Regions from separate parts of the Mus musculus genome. Here region 2 is linked to region 1. A link is a loop called in an ENCODE intact Hi-C map of the cell type or tissue named here. Cell type or tissue: heart. All regions are shown on one strand.

The links. Hi-C counts contacts between places; a loop is a spot of excess contacts. Peaks named below come from ENCODE experiments on the same cell type or tissue, not always from the same donor. Only the 100,000 strongest peaks of a DNase experiment are listed, where the experiment ranks them.
Region 2: a loop joins it to region 1, with 7 times the contacts of the local background. A loop is called at or near these places in 11 of 42 quality-filtered maps.

The regions. Positions count from the first base shown.
Region 1 is chr6:146,824,185-146,826,684 of GRCm38, forward strand. Arntl2 (aryl hydrocarbon receptor nuclear translocator-like 2) reads left to right here. Exons shown (of 15, transcript NM_172309.2): 11 at 983-1,044. Among named protein-coding and RNA genes, the nearest start is that of Arntl2, 20 kb to the left of the region's middle. In heart, a CTCF peak has its summit at 983 (motif pointing right); no DNase peak of the experiment used is centred here.
Region 2 is chr6:147,952,213-147,954,712 of GRCm38, forward strand. No RefSeq gene overlaps it. Among named protein-coding and RNA genes, the nearest start is that of Far2, 94 kb to the right of the region's middle. In heart, a CTCF peak has its summit at 1,279; no DNase peak of the experiment used is centred here.

The sequences.
Region 1 (2,500 bases):
CGTGCTTGGTAAATGTCTGGTGGTAAAGGTGGCAAGGGTAGGCATTGTTATGCCTACCTATGTTCTTGGCACTCGGGAGGAAGAGACAGGCGGATGAGAAATCCAAAGTCATTTTTGGCTACCTAGGGAGTTTGAGGCCAGCCTAGATTATTTGAGACCTTGTCTCAGAAAAAACAAAAACAAAAACAACAACAACAACAACAAAAAAACAGAAAGAAAGAGAGAAAGGAAGGAAGGAAGGAAGAAGAGGGAGAGAAGGATGGAGAAGGAAGAAGAGGAGGAGGAGAAGGTAGGAGGGATGTAGCTCAGTGGTAGAGTACTTGCTTAATGTACATGACCCTTGGTTCAGTCCCCAGGAAGGAAGGCCGGGCACATGCATTTAATGCCATTTACTAAGGACTAAAGGCAGGCAGTTCTGAGTTTGAGGTAAACTTGGTCTGTGTAACATGTTCCAGGATAGCCAGGAGAGACCTTGTCTTGAAAGAAAAATAAAACAAAAAAGAAACAGTGTATTTTTCTGTGCCTCTTTGCCACAAGAAACTGTGCCCAGCACAGCCAAGAGAGCAGAAATCTGCCAGTGTCCTGGGGGGGTGGGGGGGAAGCTCTCCTCTAGCCTGGTGCTCACGGCCCGTTCATCCTGGCCTGAGCTTTGTTGCCCTGCTAAGTTTTTAAGTGGGTGTAAGGTTTTGTCAAGCCAACTCCATTTGCTTGTCTTATGCTCAGTTTACACAGTACTAGGAGGCCTGTACCTCCCATGTTCCGTCTGCCATTCCGATACAGCTGTGGACCTTTTGCACTAGGTGAACCGTCACTGTGGGAATGAGACCACTGGGGCATTTGCCATAGATCCTGATCTTAGCTGAAGTGAACAATAAAATACAAATGAGTGGAAATTTGGCAAATCAAATACTTGGAGCCAACGTGGATACATTAATAGATTCCCTGCACCTCAGGGAGTGTCATGTGTTTTTCTGACCTCCAGGGGGCGCAGTGAGACCAGGCTGTCTTTGCTTCATTGCGGCGGCAGCAGCCAGTCCTCCGAAGGTAAGACGGAGCTTCAGGTCAGGCGTGGTAACTCAGATGCATCATCCGGTAAGGATTCCATGAACACGTGCTTTTCTGTCTAAGAATGGAGAAACTTTCCAGGGAAAGTTAGAAAACATTTTGACTGGACAGGTCCGTGCACTGGGCTATAGAAGGAGATAGGGGCAGGAGAGGTGGCTCAGAAAGTCCGGGCCCTTCTTGTATACAGATACTGATCTGAGTTTAATCTCCAAAACATACATGAAGGTAGAAGGAAAGGACTGACATCACAGTGTGTCGTCATACACAAATCACACATACATATATCATACACACTCATACCATGTATGCATATATATATGTGTGTATGTATATATACATACACATACATCATACATGCACATATCATACACACATACACACATCATATACATACATCATACACACATATCATATACCCATACACATATATACATCATACACCTCAAAACATATATACATCATACACATACATCATACATACATATATCATACACACATATCAAAACACATATATCATATACATCAAAACATACATACACACAAACACACATACACACATACATCATACACATGTAAACATAAACACACACAGATATGCATATACACACATGTATCATACATGCAAACACATATACACACACATGCATGCATCACATATATACAATATCTTACATGCACATTCACTAAAAACTAAGGGCCTGTGAGGTGGCTCAGCAGATAAAGGTATTTGCCTCTAAACTGACTAATAAGTTGGGAAAGGACAGACTTCCACACATGGTCCTTTGACCTCCAAGTGTATGCTGTAACATGCATGCGGCCACATACATCCTTCACACACACAATAATGAACAAGAGACCAGGTTAGGAAGTCACATAGACCCCATAGGAAACTTCCAGGAACAGAAGTCCCCTTGAGGTGCCAGAGCACCTGGTTCATGTCTTCACCTTTAGTGTAACATGGCACTACACACAAGTCGCTGTTCACCTGACTGGTTCCCGACTGGACAGAGTTTCTTGTAATCAGACTGGTGTTGTCACATGGTCTCCCTCTAGCCTTATCCATGGTGTTCATGGCTTACCACTAGATAAATGAAAGACTGTCATGAAGGGCCTATTTTTCCATCTCAGATTTTTTTTTAACCACAGGGATGTGCTCATGTTTTATATACAAAATGTATTTTTTTAAGTATCTGAATATGGTGGGGACATATGCATGTAATCCCAGCACTTAGGTAGAGTCAGGAGGATCAGGAGTGAGAGGCCGGCCTCAGCCACTTGAGACACTGTCTAAACAAAGCAAAGCAAAAATTAGGAGGTAGAAACAGGCAGATCTCTGAGTTTGAGGCCAGCCTGGTCTACAGAGTTCCTGGAAAGCCAGGACTACACAGAGAAACCCTGTTTTGAGACAACAAAAAGTAAAAACGGGTAGACAAAC
Region 2 (2,500 bases), 1.1 Mb after region 1:
TGCATGTGTGTGCACATATGTATGTGTGTTCCTGTGTATATGTGTGAATGTGTGTGCACATGTGTATGTGTGTATATGTGCATGTATGTGTATACATGTGTGTGTGTGCGTGTGTGTGTGTGTGTGTGTGTGTGTGTGTGTGTGTGTGTTTGGAGAGTGAGAGGAGAAGGGTAGAGGAGGTTATCCTCAGTGTTGTGTCAATCTGCTTTTCTGTTTACAAGCATAAACACGGGGAACTGGACTGAGGCAGTTGAGAGTCAGCCTTGAGAACTCCCAAGTTTCTTGCTCTACCCTGCACTCCTCCAGTGTTAAAGGCCAAGGGACTCTCTCTTCTGTGTTTAGGACCCAATGGTTGTATGCCTATGTAACAGGGGCAGCTTCCTGGTCCCATGTCTCATCCTCTCCCACCTGTGCCTCAGTACCACATTGTGGTCAGCACACAAAGTGTTTCCCTTTCCCTTAGTATTTAGGCATTTCTGCTCACTGCAGCATCAGCAAGCATCATCATGCCAGACTTTGGAAGCAGTGGCAGCAAGCATCATCATGCCAGGCCTTGGGAGAGATCAACACCATGGTTCACACCAATTCTCATGCCTAAGGCTTTAGAACTGAGCACTCTACAAACAACTCTAGAGCCACGGTGTTCTGCGTTCTCCTTTAGGTGGGTATGTGTATGACTCAACATATGCTCCTTTCTCACATACACACAGAAGCCTGGCCTGTGGGAGGCCTCAGAGTTCGGGAAGCCTCTGCCTGGGAGACATCCTGGCACTGGGGTATTCTGGAGTTACAAAAGATGCACGGCTTTCTGTTGGCTTTCTTCCCTATGTGCGGCCCTGGTGACTGCCCAGGGAGAGGAAAGCCCCTCACTCCCCCAGGACTTGAGGCACCTTCCTGTTCCTTGGCTGCATTTACAAAATCTCCCTGAATAATCAAGCGGCTCTCATGATTTCAGCTTCCCTGGGGAAGGCTCTGGCAGTCCCTGGCAGTGCAGTGCACAAGGTTTGGGGTCTGGGTGGGGGTGGGGGTGGGGTTGGGGACAGAGTGGAGAACTGGAGCTCAGGAGCACAGTTTTGAGCCAAGCTGATTTCTATTACCTTGGGTATGTGAAAGCAGGAAGAAATGTCACATTATCCGCCCCCCCCCAGCTTTGCGTGCCTTGCCTGGCATGGAGTCTGCCAGTTTAGACCACCTATAATGCAGACCTGCAGACCTGGAAGAAAACACTCTCTGTGATAAACACACCCAGGCATCTGTGAGGCAAGAATGCCCTCTAACGGAAGTGTGAAGAATGTCGGTGATTTACCTTCTTTCTATTTAACTGGCAACAATTCTGCCCCATTTTACATCTTGGGTTCAAAGCTCATGTTTACATTCAAATACATCTATCAGGAGGACCTGGTAAGCTGCCAAAAGATTCTTCTGTGGCTCTGTCTCCCATGAATCCTAGTTCCTGCTTATAATTTTTATCCTTACTTATGATTGAGAAATGAAGGGTTTCTGGGCTTAATTTCACTCAGGTTTTGAGATGAGGTAGCCACAGTGTTTTTAGCCCCATCGTCCTCTGAGAAGTGCCCATGCTTTTTCCTAAAGTCATGTGTTAACCATTTAGCCAATTCTACTTGGCTCAGAGCACCCTGAAGTCCTCTTATGATGATGCAATGTCGCAAAGTCCAAGTTGATCTGTGTGGGTCGGCATAGGAGAGCTCCGTTCAGACTTGCTGACTGCACTTACTGAGAAAAACCCACATAGGCATATTCCAGAAGCAGTGCCGATTAACTCAAATTGAACCCCAGATCAGGCTAAGCTTGTTGGGCATTACATGCCTCTCTCCTCTGTGAGTGAACTAAGCCATTAATACTTAGACAGTAGAGACAGCTGCTTGGATTCTGGGCCATGTCTGAAGGGCCTTTTCACCCTGTCACTTGGCCGAGACGGTGGCTCAGACAAGAAATGGATTCAGCTAGCTTCCCATGCCATCCAAGCAGAACCAGGTCATGTGTAAGAACGGCAAACCATGGGCTTCCAAGAGCTATGGAAATTGGTGGAGCTTGCTGTCACTAGAAGCAAGACTTATAGACCAGCATTTCTTCTCATTTCTTTGTTAGACTGGAAATGACTACCTGGCCTGTAGGTGTGTGACTTATAACCGGACCCCTGAGCCTGAACCTGAACCAGGAGGGACACCCACTCAACTCAAGAGTAGAGTTGTCTACTCTACTCTTGAGGTTTGTCTCTCACTTTTGTGGTTCATAACATTAAATCACTGTGAGGCTGGGAAATGACTCAGCATAAACATGAAGACTGAGCTAGATTCTCAGCACATGTTAAAAAAGGAAAAAGAAAAAAGAGAGAGAAGAGGAAGGGAAGGAAGGAAGGAAGGAAGGAAGGAAGGAAGGAAGGAAGGAAGGAAGGAAGGAAGGAAGGAAGAAAAGGAGGAAGGGAAGGAGGGAGGGAGGGAGAGAGAGCAGTCCAAGTTCAGTGGAGCACACCTGTTCT